Linked DNA regions of Homo sapiens: region 1 is linked to region 2. A link is an interaction called in ENCODE POLR2A ChIA-PET data of the cell type or tissue named here. Cell type or tissue: PC-9. All regions are shown on one strand. Each heading gives the region's core, and the rest is flanking DNA. Links, peaks and the distances in the headings are about the cores only. Region 1 overlaps DDX59-AS1 (DDX59 antisense RNA 1). Region 2 overlaps GPR37L1 (G protein-coupled receptor 37 like 1).

The links. Peaks named below come from ENCODE experiments on the same cell type or tissue, not always from the same donor. Only the 100,000 strongest peaks of a DNase experiment are listed, where the experiment ranks them.
Region 1: POLR2A ChIA-PET joins it to region 2 with 5 read pairs; 2 of 35 experiments call an interaction of 5 or more read pairs at or near these places.

The regions. Positions count from the first base shown.
Region 1 is chr1:200,671,538-200,688,305 of GRCh38, forward strand. The region is part of intron 1 of DDX59-AS1 (DDX59 antisense RNA 1); the gene reads left to right. Among named protein-coding and RNA genes, the nearest start is that of DDX59, 10 kb to the left of the region's middle. In PC-9, for the core only: no CTCF peak of the experiment used is centred there; no DNase peak of the experiment used is centred there.
Region 2 is chr1:202,130,927-202,133,426 of GRCh38, forward strand. GPR37L1 (G protein-coupled receptor 37 like 1) reads left to right here. Exons shown (of 2, transcript NM_004767.5): 2 at 1-2,500. It overlaps ARL8A (ARF like GTPase 8A), which reads right to left. Exons shown (of 7, transcript NM_138795.4): 7 at 2,478-2,500. Among named protein-coding and RNA genes, the nearest start is that of GPR37L1, 9.3 kb to the left of the region's middle. RefSeq lists an enhancer at 1-524. In PC-9, for the core only: no CTCF peak of the experiment used is centred there; a DNase peak (open chromatin) is centred at 1,485; H3K27ac peaks cover 712 bases.

The DNA of each region.
Region 1 (16,768 bases), core at 8,394-10,893, 1.5 Mb before region 2:
TCACACTTCTTACTTTTTGCTAGTCTACCCAGAATAAATACCATGTTTTTGTCTTAATTTGCATTCCGTAATTACTGATAAGGCTGAGCACTTTGAAATATGTTATTCATTCATGTTTTCTCTTCCTCTTCTAAGGATGTGTGTGTGTGTACATATATAAATGTATATATAATGTATATATGTATATATAATGAAACATTCTTTTGTTAATTGTAGGTGTTGCAGATATCTTCTCCCTGTTTATAGTGTGTTTTCAAATAAAAAAATTTTTTGACTTATTTTGAAAAAATCAACCTTATCAAAAAGTTTCAGAATTAATGAACTCCTGTATACCCTTCACATAAGTTCACAGTTTGCTATATTTGCTATATTAGTGTGTAGGAGAGATTATATATATAAAATATGTATACTATAGATATATATTTTTTTCTGAACCATTTAGGAGTAAGTTGTAGCATGTGTCTCCAAAGACAATGATATTCTCTTTTATACTCACAGAAAAATGTTCCAGTTGAGGTTGTTTGTTTTTTGAGACAAGGTCTCACTCTGTTACCCAGGCTGGAGTGCAGTGGTGCGATCTCGGCTCATTGCAACCACCTCCCGGGCTCAAGTGAGGCTCCCACCTCAGCATCCCGAGTAGCTAGGACTACAGGCACACCCCACCTGTTAGAGAGAATTTTTTTGTTGTTAGAGATGGGGTTTTGCCATGTTGCCCACGGTGGTCTCCAACTGCTAGGCTCAAGCTATCCACTTGCCTTGGCCTCCGAAAGTGCTGGGATTACAGGTATGAGCCACTGGGCCTGGCTCAAATTTAGGTAGTTTAACATTGATGAAGTAAGAGTAGCTAGGACTACAGGCACACCCCACCTGTTAGAGAGAATTTTTTTGTTGTTAGAGATGGGGTTTTGCCATGTTGCCCACGGGGGTCTCCAACTGCTAGGCTCAAGCTATCCACCTGCCTTGGCCTCCGAAAGTGCTGGGATTACAGGTATGAGCCACTGGGCCTGGCTCAAATTTAGGTAGTTTAACATTGATGAAGTACGAGTAGCTAACATGCAGTCCTTATTGAAAATTTACTAGTTGTTCCATTAAGGTGTTTTAGAGCTATTTTTTTCCCCTAATCCAGGATTCAGTCCAAGATCTTTTCATTTTCTTTATGAAGTGTTTTTTTTTCTCTGTTTTTTTTTTTTTTTTTTTTTGAGACGGAGTCTCTCTCTGTCGCCCAGGCTGGAGTGCAGTGGGGCGATCTCGGCTCACTGCAAGCTCCGCCTCCCGGGTTCACACCATTCTCCTGCCTCAGCCTCCTGCGTAGCTGGGAGTACAGGCGCCCGCCACCACGCCCAGCTAATTTTTTATATTTTTTAGTAGAGAAGGGGTTTCACTGTGTTAGCCAGGATGGTCTCGATCTCCTGACCTCGTGATCCGCCCGCCTCGGCCTCCCAAAGTGCTGGGATTACAGGCGTGAGCCACCGCGCCCGGCCTTTTTTTTTTTTAAAGAGACAGGGTCTTCCCTCTGTCACTCAGGCTGGAGTGCAGTAGCCCGATAATGCTCTATGGCTAGTCTATGGTCAATTTTCATATATTTTTAAAACCAGAGAAGAATGTTTATTCACCATTAGATAGATACATGATACTTGCAAATAAATCAAGCTTGGTATTTCAGATATTCTATATCTTTACTAATGTTCATGTTCAGATTTCCCCATCAGTATTTCCCCGTCAGTATTTCTCTTACCTGTTAGTAGATAAAATAGATCAAGCAATCAGTCTCCCATTATAAAGGTAGATGTGTTCATTTTTCCCTGTAGTCCAGCAATTTTAGTTTTGTGTATTTTGGGGGCCATTTTATTTTAGAATCAATATTTGTAAAGCAATTCAAGCATTAATGTGTCATGGAATCTTAGGTTTGAATGCATTCATCAGAGTCCAATCACCACCCCTTGCTACTCTCCATACCCTTGTAGGAGGAATTATTTTATAGCACCCTGCTACAGGACCAACTGGCTTGTTGAATGCTTTTAGAGACAGGGCGCTTCCCACCTTACAGGGCAGTCCAGTTCTTCACTGGAGAGCTCCATGATTATACTTACTATTTAATTAGACTCTCTATGGCTAGGCATTGTGCAAAGCATTTTAGAAACATTGTCATATTTAATTCTCACTGTAATCTTATAAAGTAGGCATTTTATCCCCATCGTACTAATGAAGAAACAGGTTTAGGTAATTAAGCATCTTGCCCAAGGTCACACAGCTAGGTAGTGGCACAGCAGGAATTGAAGCCCAGGTCTGTCTCCTAAATCCACTAGACTACACTGCCTTCAAGCTTTTCTTTATGTAAGTATAAAACCATATCCCTTTAACTTTCAATCAGGAAACCTGGTTCCAAAACCATTTTTAGTGTTCCTAAACTTCCTAATCTGTTGGAAACCTTAGACATAACTCACATTCATGTGTTCCATTACTGTGCCCAACTTTCCTTAGTTTTCTTATGGAAGCTTTAGACCTTTGCTATATGTTTGTATTATTGTTACTTTTGGAAAAGTAGCCAATCTTGATGAGCAGGATGATTCATTCTGAATGAATGAATGAATGAATGAATGAAGCCTAGTGAGTAGCAACTCATTTCTACATATGAGTTAGGATGCTGGATGAAACCTAATTTTTAACATCAAGTTCTTCACCTTTCAAGGTTAATAAGTCAAACCTCAGAGCCACTCAGGTCTCACTTGTGGCTCTTTCCTACTCTTTTCTTTAATCAAAAAGCTCAGAATCAGGTTTCCTCTTAGGTTGCACCAGAGCACAGTATAATTAATCTAAACTCCCATTTCTGTTTTCTTCACAAAAGATCTTCACGGAAATGGTTTTATGATGGTCTTTTAATTGTGGGGCCACAGAAAACATTATTTATAGTAGGTCACATGGAAATCACAGATGGCGTTACTAATTCAATTTTAATATGCTTTATGGCAGGGAGGGATGGGAAAGTATACAAAGGTGACTCAATTAGACAAGAGTTGTGGAATGCATACATCCTACATAACCATTCTAAGAGTTTGCCTTAAGCTGTGTCTTAGAACAGGAAATGCTGCAATAATGTGAGCTGACCTGTATGTTATTCTCATGTGCTGTTGAAACATGTATAGAAATAATAATGCCTAGCATTCTTTCATCTTGGGAAACTTCAGTCTCACACGTATTAGTTTATAGCTACTCCTTACTCTTTAATATGTGAGGCTTGGAAAGCCCGTATAAATTCTGATCAAGGTGGATACAGGAAAGCACAGTTTAATAGTATTTAACTGCCATTGATTTTTTTTTTCCACTTGTATCATCACAATGAATCAGATCAGAACTTGGACCTCAGTACTTTTTCTGCCTTTGGCATCTTTTCCTGATAAGTAGTATGACCAAGTATTCAAATTCTAAGAATTGAACTATTTACTCATTCAACAGATTTACGACATTTGCCATGTGCCTAGAACTGGGAATATAATGATGAAATAGGAAGTCATAGTCTTTGCCCTCACCAAGCTTCCAGCAGGCAGGTGGAGGAGGGAGACAGACAATTCCACAGTAAGTGCGGATAAGGGAATTACAGGGTTTCATAGGAATGTAAGGATGGGTACATAAGCCAGACCTGCTGAATCAGGGAAAGCTTCCCAGAGGAAATGGCATCTAAACTGAGATCTAAAAGCTGAAGAGGAATTGGGACAATTAAAATAGGAAAAAGAAGAGGAAGGAAAGGCCCAAAGTGAGATATAGCACATCCAAGGAACTGAAATAAGTTAGATATTAGTCTTCTTAGATCAAGTTATACTGCAGCAACAAATGACCCCAAAATGTCAGTAGCATTTAACAGCGAAGATTTATTTCTTTATGCTGCAATATGGAGAAATGATAGTGGGGGATGCTAAAATATGGAGAGAAGAATGTAGAGGGTAAAACCGAGGTAGGAACCTGAGGCAATATTTCAGCCTGAAGAGGAGCGTGGCCTGAACTTTAGGGTAGCCTGAATTAGTGGCAGTGGAGAAAAAGAGAAGTAGACAGAATCAAGAGATAAAGAGAAAGTTAGGTCAATAGTTCTTCTTGATAGATAGGACGTGGAGGGTGAAGGAGATAGAGTCATGGTTGACACTCAAGTTCAATAGGTCAATAGTTCTTCTTGATAGATAGGACGTGGAGGGTGAAGGAGATAGAGTCATGTTTGACACAAGTTCAATACGCACTACATAGCTTTATAGTAACCACAAAACATGATGATGAAAACTTTTATAGAGAGGAATTTAATACTTACGATAACATGATAAACATTTTAATGTAATAATTTTAGAAATGTCATCCTACTAATCTCATATACATCATAGAGTTTGTGATCTCAGTGATCAGTATTATTTTTTCTGCTCAAACTCCTGGTACAGATACATTCACAGAAGTACGTAATTCTTGTCAGCAAAGCTTCTGGGATGACAATTTAGGAGATGCCGAATTAAAATGAGGTCTATTTTACCACTCTACATTCATCCTAAAACTTGAACTTAGAAAGATGTCATTGAATGTTTAGAAAAATAGACCGCTGCTGAGCTATAAAATCTACCTTTGTAAACTTTAGCAAAGGAAGGCTCAGGCAGGTTTCACTAGATTCAATATTGCAAGGCTGTCATACTCTGAGGACATCATATATGAGCTATGACCATTAGCATACTTAGAAACCTGCTGCCAATATGACCAGGCGTGGTGGCTCATGCCTGTAATCCCAGCACTTTGGGAGGCCGAGGCGGGTGGATCATCTGAGGTCAGGAGTTCGAGACCAGCCTGGCCAACATGGTGAAACCCCATCTCTACTAAAAAATACAAAAATTAGCTGGTCGTGGTGGCAGGCACCTTAATCCCAGCTACTTGGGAGGCAGAGGCAGGAGAATCGTTTGAACCCAGGAGGCGGAAGTTGCAGTGAGCCAAGATAAAGCCATTGCACTCAAACATGGGGACAAGAGCGAGACTTCTCTCAAAAAAAAAAAAAAAAAGAAACCTGCTGCCAATATGCGTTAATTTTCCAGAGGAAAAAGTATTGTGCTGGATTCTCCCTTTCAAGATTAGGCATGTTCATGGGACATTAAACTTTCAAAAAATGAAGAGAAGAGCATCTTAGGTTTTCCCAAGGCAACTCTAAATTTCTCAGCAGGGGACAAATCAAGAGCACCAATTTGGATATTCTTTTATCTGGTAACAACCTCCTTTTCTTCCAGCTTTACTTTGTTCAACTTCTCCCGTCATGATCATTTTCAATCACACTGGGACCATTAGTCTATTAATTTCTCTCCCAACATGTCTGTCATCTTCTGTCTTCCTTTTGCATCTTATCCCACTTATATTGTGTACTTTCAGGATTTATTTCAGCACTGCAACGAGCCTTAGATATTTTACTGAAATCAGAAATGTTCCAGCACTGCACAGATGGCTGTACTGATTAAGAGTGTTGTTTTGTAACCATGGGCTAAGGAGTTGATCCTCTGGCATCTTCCAAAGGTGACCTATGAGCGTGTGTGTTTTTTTTTTTCCTTAATCACTATGGACTCAAGGATTTTTTTTTTCTTTTTTTTGAGACAGAGTTTCACTCTGTCACCCAGGCTGGAGTGCAATGGCACGATCTCGGCCCACTGCAGCCTCTGCCTCCCGGGTTCAAGCGGTTCTCCCCCCTCAGCCTCCTGAGTAGCTGGGATTACAGGCATCTGCCATCATGCCCAGCTAATTTTTGTATTTTTATAGAGATGGAGTTTCAGCATGTTGGCCAGGCTGGTCTTGAACTCCTGACCTCAGGTGATTCGCCCGTCTCAGCCTCCCAAATTGCTGGAATTACAGACGTGAGCCACCGCGCCTGGCAGACTCAAGGATTTATTTTATTTAATTTATTTTTTGAGACAGGATCTTGCTCTGTTGTCCAGCTGGAATGCCGTGGCATGACTTAGGGTCACTGCAGACTTGACCTCCCTGACTCAAGCGATCCTCCTGAGTAGCTGGGACTATAGGCACAGTACCATGCCCAGCTAATTTTTTAAAAAATTTTTTGTGGAGATGTGTTTCTCACTATGTTGCCCAGGCTGGTCTCCATCTCCTAGACTCAAGTGATCTTCCTGCCTGTGCCTCCCGAAGTGCTGAGATTACAGGTGTGAGTTACTGTGTGAGGCCAGACTCAAGAATGTTTAACATATTTGATGCATTTCAGTTAATTGCACTTACTATTCTTTGTGAAGCTTAAATTGTCCCATCTTTGACAGTGGGAACCTCTTCAAGGTGGCTTTAGGGTCTTTTTGACACATAAAACCCAGTAGTCTTTGAAAGTTTCCTTGCTTTCTGGTGTGATGGAGCTTGTTCCCAGCTCATCTTACTTTTTTTTTTGAGTTGGAGTCTCGCTCTGTCGCCCAGGCTGGAGTGCAGTGGTGGGATCTTGGCTCATTGCAACCTCCACTTCCCAGGTTGAAGCGATTCTCCTGCCTCAGCCTCCTGAGTAGCTGGGACTACAGGCACATGCCACCATGCCCGGCTAATTTTTGTATTTTTAGTAGAGACGGTATTTCGACGTGTTGGCCAGGCTGGTCTCGAACTCCTGACCTCACATAATCCACCCACCTCGGCCTCCCAAAGTGCTGGGATTACAGGCGTGAGCCACCACGCCTGGCCCATCTTACATATTTTTGTCCCAGACTGAGAATCAGCCATTTCTATCAGGAGCCTGGGTTTCTGATTCCCTTTGACAGAAAATGGTATTTATAGGCCACAGCCTAGGCATGAGAGATGCTAATTGCTACTAAATTGGTTATGGTTTCTAAGCCTTTTTAGTGGACAGAGCTCAGACATTCTTTTTTTTTTTTTTTTAGGAGAAAAAAATCGTAAGTTCATTTTATTCAAATTTAGGATTACAAGGTTTTTATTTAACTTTAAAAAGTTAAAAGGTTTTTAATTAAAAAGTTTTAAATTTTATTTTGATATCACTTTTACACTGAAAATTTTAGTTTCTAAGTATATTAATGGCCAGGAGTGGTGGCTCACACCTGTAATCCCAGCACTTTGGGAGGCGGAGGTGGATGGATCACCTGAGATCAGAAGTTCGAGACCAGCCTGGCCAACATGTCGAAACCCCATCTCTACTAAAAATACAAAAATTAGCCAGGCGTGGTGGTGCATGCCTATAGTCCCAGCTACTCAGGAGGCTGAGGCAGGAGAATCACTTGAACCCAGGAGGTGGATGTTGCAGTGAGCCGAGATCACACCAGTGCACTCTAGCCTGGGCAACAGAGCAAGACTCCATCTCAAAATAAATAAATAAATAAATTTTAAAAATTTAATATAATTTTATTTGTTACATATAAAATGGCTTCAGAATAATAATACCAAAATTATTACTAACCATATAATTACTGAAAATAGTTTAAAATGTCTTTGACTTTTTAAAAATTCCAGATATATTCTAGTAAGGATACATAGTCAAATTATTGTGTTTTAAAACCATGTGAAATAATCCTTTCTGTATGGTTAAGCCACTAAGTCAATTCAAAGGGTGGATCTATTTGTTTCCTTTTGCTTTTGCTTTTCATGAATTGATTTTCTTTTCCATTTTGATTTAACATTGTTTTATAATTTTATAAACCTGTCTCAGATACTTGGGAGGCTGAGTCGGGAGAATCACTGAAGCCCCGGAGTGTGACGCTACAGGGTGCTATGATCATACCTGTGAATGATCTGCACTCCTGTTTGGGCAACATACCTAGTCCTATCTCTAAAAAAACAAAAACAAAAACACAATACATTTACAGGGTTTGAAATCAAATCTACAAAACTATGTATATTCTGAAAACTTTAGCTTTTATTCCTTCCACCCTATTCCTTCCCTCTCCCATAGGTTACTTAATTTTTTTAATTCAAAAATTGTTTTGTCTATCCTTCCAGTTTTGAAAATATAAGCAAGTATTTTATATCTGTGCATATATATATACACCTTTTAGATAAACAGAAGCATACTGTAGACACTTTTTCCACCTTCTTTTCAGCTGACAACATATCCTGGAGATTGATTGCTTCATGGCAGTGTATAAAAATATTCTTCATTCCTTTCCACTTCTCCATTGGGTGCACTATAGCTCCAGTCTCTCGCAGATAACCATTTGAGCTGTTTCCAGTTATTTGCTATTACAAGTGCTGCAGTGTATAGCCTTCCAGATACTTAATTAAGATTTTATAAGTATGATCATATTTTATGGAATCTGAAACCCCATTGATTATAAGTGACACCATTACTCTATATAACACTAAAAAAGAAAAACACCCTGCCAATTAACTGTAAAATGCCATTGATTGTAAAATGAATCTCAATTTCAGAGCTGTAAAATGTAAAAAAGTGTACATCTTAGCATTTAGGAAATTAAAATTTCGTGTAATCCTCATAACAATCTAAAAGGAAGGTACATATAACTATTGTGAGCTCCATGAAGGAACAAAGTTTTTCTTGTTTTTGGCTCTAATATGTTTTTTAAAAAATACTTTTTAACATTTTAAAAATAGAGATGTGAGGTTCTCACTAAGTTGGCAAGGCTGGTTTCGAACTCCTGGCCTCAAGCAATTCTCCTGCCTCGGCCTCCCAAAATGCTGGGATTATAGGCATGAGCCATCATATCTGGCCATTTGGCTCTAATCTCAGCCCCAAGAACTATGCTTTCAAGGAGAAGTGTGTCTAATAGTGCACAGTAGACACTTAAATATTTGTTGAATAAATGAAAGAGCCCCCATTTTACAAATGAGGAAACTCTGAGGTACAAACTTTAAGAAACCTGCCTGAGAGCAGTCATTTCCTGGCAGAGCCTGGATTTGAACCAAGAAAGTTACAACTCATATCTGCTGCATTCTCGCCTATAAATTCATGGATACCTGGCTGGGCACGGTGGCTCACACCTGTAATCCCAGCCAGCACTTTGGGAGGCAGGCAGATCGCCTGAGCTCAGGGGATCAGCTTGGGTAACATTATGAAACCCCATCTCTATCAAAAATACCAAAAAAAAAAAAAATCAGCTGGGCATAGTGTCGTGCTCCTGTGGTCCCAGCTACGTGGGGCTGAGGTGGGAGGAGAATTCCTTGAGCCTAGGAGGCGGAGGTTGCAGTGAACCAAGATCCAATCTCGCCACTGCACTCCAACCTGGGTGACACAGTGAGACCCCGTCTCAAGTAATAATAATAATAATAATAAAAATTCATGATTACCAGTCACAAAGGGGCCCTCAACAATCCTATTGCTTTTCTCTGGTCAACTTGCTCTTCCATTGCAGCAACAATTATTGTAAACCATCACTCCCTCCAAGCCTCAAAAATCCCCTCTCCCAGCTTCCCTGGACCCACTCCCTGACTGATGAGCGAACCTTGCCTCCTATTTCATAGACAACACGAAGCCATGACATAAGAACCCTCTCAGCTTCTCACCAAACATGCAAATCTTCCTGCATTATCAGTAATTCTCTGTGCTTCCTTTCCTCTGTGCTACATAGGATGTGCCCTTTGTCCTATCAAAGGCTGATTCCTCCACTGGGGCTGGGGATTCTGTCCCTCCTGCCTTCCTTAACACTAGTAGTTACCCCTTTTTGCCCTGTAAATTCAACCTGTCCCTCTGTATGAGTTAGGATTCAGCTTGGCTGCATATAAGAAAAAAATCAAATTAATTGTGGCCTAAATGAGAGAGATGTTTTTCGCTCTCACGTATTTATTTACATTTTAATTGGTCTGAGTATGTGATGCTTATACATTGTATAAAAAGTAAAAGGTATGAACTGTACTCCTACCCTTACCGCAGTCACCTAGCTCCTCAACCACTCTTTTAAGTTTAAAAATAGCATGTAAAGCGACAGGAGTGGAAATGGTCACTTGACTTGAGAGTATGCATAAACGGAGAGAAGGGAAGCAGGGACAGAGCCTTTGGCACTCCTGCTTTTAAAGACTGAGTCGAAGAAGAACTGGCAAGTGATCTAAGAATAAATGTCATTGAAGAAGGAGGGAAACCCAGAGATTGTTTTGCCCTAGAAGCAAAAGAAGAAAGTATTTCAAGGAGAAGTGTTTCTAATACCTCTCAGAGATTCAAGTAAAATAAAAACAGAGAAGTGACTGTTATATCTGGCAGAATGGAAGCCATTAGTGACTTGGACAAGAGGAATCTCAGGGGAAATGGACTGAGGAGAAAATGTGGGGTAAAAAGCTAATCAGCGATTATGGCCAACTCAAGAAGTTTTGTTATGAAGGGGAGCAGAGAAACTTGCCTGGGGCTGGAGAGAGATATGTGGTCAAGATATGTTTTTTCTCTCTTAAGATAGGAGCTATTATGGCGTATTGTTTGCTGGTGGAAATAAACCATGGGAAAGGGAGAAATTGATTATACAGGTGAGAGAGGGAATAATTTCCAGAGCAAAGTCCTTGAAGATGCAAGATTTGCATGGGCTGCAGAACACAAACAGAAGGGCTGGCCTTTGAAATGCAAGGACACTTGATCCATGGAACTAGGAGGTAACTCAAAATGGGTACATACAAAAGCACACTGTAGTTTGAGTGGTCCTTTTCTGCTTTGATTTTTTTTTTTTTTTTGAGATGGAGTCTCGCTCTGTTGCCCAGACTGAAGTGCAGTGGTGCAATCTCAGCTCACTGCAACCTCCGCCTCCCAGACTCAAGCGATTCTCCTGCCTCAGCCTCCTGAGTAGCTGGAATTACAGGCACGTGCCACCACATCTGGCTAATTTTTTATATTTTTGTAAAGATGGGGTTTCACCATGTTGGCCAGGCTGGACTCAAACTCCTGACCTCAAGTGATTCAACCACCTCAGCCTCCCAAAGTGTTGGGATTATTGGTGTGAGCCACCGCTCCTGGCTGTCTGCTTTGATTTATTCATTTTTTGTTAAAGCTGTGGGTAAGAGTGGGGCTACAGCTGGGGTTGTGGGGAGGTGGTATCATTTAGAAGCTTTGAAAAGACGGAAGATGTGAACTAGTCTTTTTGAAGAGTGGGAAAGAGAACATTTCAAGAAATATAGTAGGATTGTCAAGTATGCTAAGCACCCAACTGAGATTTTGGGCCATGAATTTAAAGAAAACTAATGGATATGGTGAATAAGATCAGCTGAGCACTATTTGGCTGCTCTCATGCAGGCCCAGAGTGAGCAGATTGTTGGGTATAAGCAGAGTTTCAGGCTTTCCTAATTGAATACAACAGGGTAAGCTCAGGGAGAGAAGGGCAAAGGTTTTAAGGGTGTTTGCAAGGGAGTCATTATAAACATGAGCTGTGGCTTTTAGGCTAGCTAAAGAAAAAGACGTGAGGACATGGATAGCTGATTATAGTTGAGAAAATGATAGAGTCTAAGAATGAGAGTTCTTCATGAAGTTGAAGAATTGCTGAAGCAGGAGTTCTTGAGAATCCAGAAGGATGGGGGATGCTGGTCAGAGAATGGGACTCTGGAAGTTACAGTGTCAGAAGTGTGCAGTGATTGTCATGAGAAAAAGAATGCCATGGTCATCTGAGGGGGCATGGAGGATTAGATTATCAGATGCCAAAAAGGCTGAGGAACTGAGAGGCCAAGATGTCAGATGGAATATCCACATGAATAGTGAAATCACTTTAAAATTTAAAAAATCACTTTAAAATTTAAAAAGAGAGAGAGGGAGAAATGAAAAGGAGAGCAATGAGTCAGGTGGGGTGAGGACTATTTATGTCTTCAATCAAGGCAGGCCTGGGCTTCACATTTTTTGGCTTTCTGAGGGGAGGATATTTCCAAGAAAAAAAAGAAGAAAGGCACAAAGCAAAATGAAAGAAAAAAGCCAAGAGAGTTTGTCCCAGCCCAGTGTTCTAGTGTGGTTGCCTGATTGTGAACTGCACATGCATTTTACTCTTAACTCAGGACTGCTCAAGTCTGAGCATTTGAGTAGGGCCATAGTGGACATAAGAGCACAGTTCTTAGCCCATTCTCCATATGTACATATGGGCTTTTTTATCTGCTGGAAGTATCCACAGAATTCATTAGACTCTCAAAGTGAGCATGACTCCAAAAGGTCCAGAGCCACCTCAAAGATCAGAGTGGGTTCCCTATAAAGGGGAGATGAGCAAAATCTCAGTCAATTGCACTATAATATTAATGATAATAACGATAATGATAATGGCTGATATTTATTGAGTACTTTCTTTCTTTTTTTTTTTTTTTTATGAGACGAGGTCTCACTCTGTTGCCTAGTCTGTAGTGCAGTGGCACAATCATAGCTCACTGTAGCCTTGAACTCCTGGGCTCCAGCAGTCCTCTTGCCTCAGCCTCCTAGGTACCTGAGACTACAGGGACTACAGGCACAAGCCATCATGGCTGGCTAATTTTTTTTTTAATTTTTAATTTTGTAGAGACAGAGGTCTCACTTTGCTGCCCAGGCTGGTCTCGAACTTCTGGCTTCAAGCAGTCCTCCTGCCTTAGCCTCCCAAAGTGTTGGCATTATAAGCCTGAGCCACTGTGCCTGGCTTTTATTGAGTATTTTCTATGTGCCAGGTCTCATGCAAGAGAAAACATGCCCTGAGCAAACATTTTGAGCAATCTGGTCTGTGTCAGTGAGGTGCCTCACAAGAAATGAGTAAGAAGGCATTCCACTTTAAATATCAGTCTTCGGTGAGTTGGTTACCGTGAGTCCTTTCATCAGAGACCAATCAACTCTCTGAATCACTGATCAAATTTACTTTCAGAACTTACATAGCTAACTTCACTTTGGTGACCACATCGATGTAAAGTAACCGTGTGAGGCCTTGCTGGAGTAGTCACCCTGTCTCTGTAAATCTATATCTTATTGATTGCTTCATTAGGTCACTTTCTTCAAAGTGTTTTCTTTCAATGGCAATTTACTCTGTGAGGCAAAATAAGGCAGTACTACATATAGAAAATAAAAATAACATTAAAATTTGAGATTTTTGTTTGAGTGTCGTGGCTCATGCCTATAATCCCAGCATTTTGGGAGGCTGATGCAGGAGGATCCCTTGAGCCTAGGAGTTCAAGATCAGCCTGGGCAACATAGTGAAACCTCATCTCTACAAGAAACTAAAATGTGTGTGTGTGTGTGTGTGTGTGTACACACACACGTATGTATACATGTATATACATAATTTGAGATCTTTAAAATATGGGGAAAGTTGGGTATTTGACTTAATCTATCAAAAACTTCTAAGTTTGAGATATCCTTCTTACAAATCATTGATAAAATGTGAATTCAAAATTTGTCAAGATTTTTAAATGATAATATCCAGCTTTAGTAAGCATATAAAGAAACTCACGCTCCTGTACATTGCTAGTCAATTAATACAATAGCAGTATTTTTTAATCAAGTGCTTAAAAATATTTGTACTTAGCAATTTTTCTTTCTAGGTTTTTTTTCTTATGGTGTAATTACTGATACAAATAGAGCTATATTTTGGGGATGTTTATTATGTTAAAGATAATGTTATTCTGAAAACAATCTCTTAAGTATTGAGTAAGAGATTAGTTTAACTAATTTTTATGCATCTGTACAATGGAATATAATGCAACCGTTAAAAATTAGGTTGAATAGGCCGGGCACGGTGGCTCACGCCTGTAATCCCAGCACTTTGGGAGGCCAAAGCAGGCGGATCATGAGGTCAGGAGATTGAGACCATCCTGGCTAACATGGTGAAACCCCGTCTCTACTAAAACTACAAGAAGTTAGCCGGGCGTGGTGGCTGGTGTCTGTAATCCCAGCTACTCAGGAGGCTAAGGCAGGAGAATGGTGTGAACCCGGGAGGCAGAGCTTGCAGTGAGCTGAGATCGTGCCACTGCACTCCAGCCTGGGCAATAGAGCAAGACTCTGTCTCAACAAAAAAAAAATTAGGTTGAATATTTAATGACAGAGGATATTAATGGCCTATTAAGAGAAAAAAAGTTAAAAACTGCATGCTTGGTATGACTCAATGGTTTTGAAAAAATAAATGTGAAAAAATTTATATGAAAAAAGATGAATTCATAGCAAATATTAATAGTTGCACAAGCATAGACATATAGGTCAGAAAAATAGAATTGAAAGTCCAGAAGTAAACCCTTTCACTTATGGTCAATTGATTTTTAACAAGGGCGTCTAGCCAATTCAATGAGGGTAAAGAATAATCTTTTCAATAAATGTTGCTGGGATGACTGGATATCCATGTATAAAAGAATTAAGTTTGCTGGGCATGGTGGCTCACGCCTGTAATCCCAGCACTTTAGGAGGCCGAAGTGGGCACATCACCTGAGGTCGGGAGTTTGAGACCAGCCTGACCAACATGGAGAAACCCCATCTCTATTAAAAGTACAAAATTAGCCAGGCGTGGGGGCGCATGCCTGTAATCCCAGCTACTCAGGAGGCTGAGGCAGGAGAATCGCTTGAACCCAGCAGGCGGAGGTTGCTGTGAGCCCAGATCACGCCATTGCACTCCAGCCTGGGCAACAAGAGCAAAACTCCGTCTCAAAAAAAAAAAAAAAGAATTAAGTTTAACCCCAGCCTCACACTTACCAAAAATTAAATCAAATGGATCAGACTCTAATCTCTAATGTCAGAGCTAAAGTTAGAAAATCTGTAGAAGAAAATACAGGCACAATTTTCATGACCTTGAGTCAGACAAAACCTTCTAAGATACAGCACCAAAAGCGTAAGAGACAAAAGAAAAAAATAGATAAAGTAGACTTCATCAAGTTAAAAACTTTTGTGCTGCAAGTGATACTATCATGAAAATAAAAGACAATTCATAGAATGGAATAAATGATTTGTAATTAATATATATCTGATAAGAGACTTGTAACCAGAATTTATAATGAAGTCTTAATACTTTAAAAAAAAAACAAATTTTTAAAAGGACAGAGGATCTGAATAGACCCTTTTCCATAGAAAATATGCAGATAACCAATACATGAAAAGATGCTTAACATCATTGGTAATTAGAGAAATGCAAATCAAAACCACAATGAGATAGCACTTCACACTTACTAGGATAGCAATATATATATAGTTGGCAGACAATATAAAGGGTTGTCAGGATGTGGAGAAATTGGAACCTTTATACATTGATGATGGGACTGTAAAGTGGTACAGCCATTTTGGAGAATAATTTAGCAGTTCCTCAAAATATTAAACGTAGGGATACCATATGACCCAGAAATTTCAGTCTCCTAGATTCTAAGAGAATTAAACACAAGTATTCAAACAAAAACTTGTACATGAATATTTATAGCAGCATTATTCATGACAGTCAGAAAGTGGAAACAACCCAATATCCATAATAAATGGATAAACAAATTATGTTATGTACATACAATGGAATGCTATTCGGCAATTTAAAAAAATTAAGTACAGATACCTGCTACAACATGGAGGAATCTTGAAAACATTATGCCAAGTGAAATAAATCAGTTGCAAAAGGCCACATACTGTGATCCTATTTATATGAAATATCCGGAATAGGCAAATCTCTAGAGACAAAAAATAGATTAGTAGTTGCTTAGGACTGAGTAGGGGGAAATGTGTGTTAGGGAAATGAGGAGTGATGCTAATAGGTTTCTTTTTGGGGTGATGAATTATTCTAAAACTAGGTGCTGATGATGGTACAACTCTAAATACACTTAAAAAATTGAGTTGTGCACTTTCAATGGGTGAATTTTATGGGATGTGAATCTCAGTAAAGCTGTTAAAAGTGTTAATAGTAGTTATCTCTGATGGTGGGCTTATGGTAATTTCTTTTTCTTCTTCTTCATAAATATCTCCTACAATAAAAAAGTATCGCTGGGCGCAGTGGCTCATACCTGTAATCCCAGCACTTTGGGAAGCCGAAGCAGGCAGATCACAAGGTCAGGAGTTTGAGACTAGCCTGGTCAACATAGTGAAACCCTGTCTCTACTAAAAATACAAAAATTAACCAGGTGTGGTGGTGCATGCCTGTAGTCCCAGCTACTTGGGAGGTTGAGGTGGGAGAATCACTTGAACCTGGGAGGCGTAGGTTGCAGTGAGCTTAGATTGCGCCATTGCACTCCAGCCTGGGTGACAGAGTGAGACTCTGTCTCAAAATAAATAAATAAATAAATAAATAAATAAATAAGAAAGTGTTTTTACTTGTAAGAAAAAAGGAACAGTTATTGGTTTTAGTGGATTATCTCAACAAGGCAACAGAATTTAGTAGAGCGTTTCAGGGGTTTGAGAGCATTTTTTTTTTTTTGAGACAAGGTCTCTCTCTGTCACCCAGGCTGGAGTGCAGTGGCGTGATTTTGGCTCACTGCAACCTCCACCTGCCAGGCTCCAGCAATTCTGTCTCAGCCTCCTGAGTAGCTGGGACAACAGGCACCCACCATCACGCCCGGCTAATTTCTGCCATTTGCCCGGGCTTGTCTCAAACTCCTGAGCTCAGGTGATCCGCCTGCCTTGGCCTCCCAAAGTGTTGGGATTACAGGTTTGAGCCACCAGGCCCGGCCAAAACCATTCTTAAATACATGTCCCTAGAAGAAAACTGCTCCATTCTCCCATTCCATTTCCCACATCTTATTGTTCTCTACTGTAAAATAGAAGGTTTTTTTTCCCTTAAAATAATGAAACCTGTGAGTGTTTCTATTTTCTTCATTTTATGCAGGATTCATTTCAGGCTGAATGCCTTTTCATCTTTGACTTCTCATTGTTTGCTGCATCATAAGAAACTTCTGCACTTCAAAATCTTAATTTTTATGGGAATACATTCAGTGTGCTTTCAGAAAT
Region 2 (2,500 bases), core at 1-2,500:
AGAGATGAAGGGGGAGAGATGGTGGCTCCAAGGCTCTGCCACCGCCACCTCCCAAGCCTGCCAACGTGAATGGCTTGCAGAATCAGTCAGCAGGCCAGCGGCCTTGGGAAAGAGCCACTGTCCTCGCAGCCTGGGCCAGCTGGGGGAACAATGTAGGGTTTGTTGCTTAGGGGTCCCAGGCTTGCGGGGGGGTTGGCACATGGTGGGCAGTGGACTTGAGCTGGGATGGTCTGAGGGGGCACTGACACGCTCACCCGAGGGCAGACTTCAGACCAGCCCTCAGATCCTGATGCCAGGTTACAGGGCTGAGGGGAGCCTGAAATCCACTGGGTCTCCCTGCTCCACTTGGGAGTCACCTTCTCATCACCTATCCTGGAACTGAATGCAATTACTTAAACTCAGTCTCAGCTTCCTCATCTGTAAAATGGGAATAATCTGTCCTTCACAGAGGATTATGGTCATTTAATGAGACAAGATACATAAAGCACTTTGCATGGTGCCCCGAACCTTTTATTCCTTCCTCTCCTTTGGGAATTCAATTCTCTAGTGTTAGGAGCAGGCTTGGCCCAGGGATTCTTAAATGCATCCAGGTTTTGGCATCAAAGGGCCCCAAACATGACAATTTACCTATACTCATGGTCTGTTCCCATTCAACTTTAATAGGTTATGTGTGTTTTTTTTTTCTTAAGAGCTGGGTGGGGGGGTCTCACTATGTTGCCCAGGCTGGCTTTGAACTCCTGGGCTCAAGCAGTCCTCCTGTCTCAGCCTCCTGAGTAGCTGGGACTACAAGTGTGTACCACCATGCCTGGCTGAACACTTTTTTTTTTTTGAGACAAGATCCCACTCAGTCACTCAAGCTGAGTGCTGTGGTGTGATCACAGCTCATTGCAGCCTCCACTTCCTGGGCTCAAGCGATTCTCCTGCCTCAGCTTCCTGAGTAGCTGGGACTACAGGTGCGCACTACCACGCCTGTCTAATTTTTGATTATTTGTAGAGATAGGGTCTCACTATTTTGCCCAGGCTGGTCTCAAACTCCCAGACTCAAGTCATTCTCCTACCTCGGGCTCCCAAAGTACTGGGATTACAGGCATGAGCACCTGGCCCCTGAACAAATTCTTTAAGTCATATTAGCACCTGCTGCACGCCGGCACTGTGGAAGGAGGATGCTTGCTTGCTTCCTGGTAACCAGCTCTCTTATCTCAAACCTCAATCCTCAGTGAGGATCACAGGATCTGAGAAAGGCACCTTGGCCTGGAAACAGCCCCAGATGAGTGAGATTGCTGGTCCTCTCCCGGGATCCCAGGCCCAGGAAAACCTAGCCATGCTTGCAGTCAGGAGAGGGCAGGGGATAGAGCCCTGGCTCCCATTCAACCTCCTTAGCCAGGAGGACATGTCCCATTTTGCTTAGGAGTTGGGAGGTACCCTAGAATCACTTAGCTTCAGATGCCAAATTCCATCCACATTCTTTCCTCCAACTCTCTGGCAGTGGGGAACTGCCTCTCCAGGCAGGGAACTGCTCTGACAGGTCTGATGACTGCCTCCAGGAGGAAGCCCTGGGCACCAATGAAGGTGAGGGGCTGGAGGGCCCAGGACGGGGAGTCAAGGTCCCCACTCCCAGGACTAAGGGACAGTTTGGCTCCTTTTTCCTGCAGTGGGAGGGGTGAGAAGGGCTGGGGTGTTCTGCAAGGGCCTGCTCCATTTTCCAGGGTGAAGGAGAGGCCGAGGGAGGTGGAGCGGGAGGAGGTGGGGCTTACTGTGAAACTGGGTCAAGATGGCCTCGGATTTGAGCAGGCAGGGTCACCAGGCTCTGAGGCAGCAGCTGTGAGCAGTGCCGAGGGAGGACCAGCTCTGACGGTGAGGTCGGGTGGGGGACTAGAATCCAGCAGAGGAGCGAGGGCAGGGCTCCTACCAGGAAACCCATAGCATTGACACTAACTGAGAGGCAGCAAAGGCGGTGACACTCCCCCAGGCTCTGTGGGCCCAGCCCTACCCCTGAAGCACAGTTAACTGGTTCTGGGGTAGGAACTGGGGGCCGGAGGGACAGGGTTCTGGTTCTGGCTCAACCTTGGCTGCTGGTGAGATCCAGGGCCTGGGAAAGAGGGGCTGAGGCCTGAACTGGGCCTAAGGAGAGTGCAGCTCAGTTCGCACACAACAGCACCCAGCCCTGTCCCCTTGCTGCCTCTACCCAGCCCTGGGCAGTTCCCTCAACAGAGCTCTGCAGCCCCAAGTGGCAGCTGCTGGCTCAAAGCTGGGACTACATGAAAGTCTGAAAAGAGAATGAGAAGGAGGTGGCGCAAGAGCCTGGACGCACGTGTGGGAGGCCGTTTTGTGCAGCGCCATTGTGCTCCCCGGGCGGGCATGTGCTCGCGCTCCGTGGCTCTGTTGGTGCCCAGCGTGCGGGGGTGTGCTGGTGGCCCTGTGGGCCTGTAGGGCAACCCATGCCAACTGCGGAAAAGTAACCAGCACCATACACCCCCCCCAACACAAAACTGGTCATTTA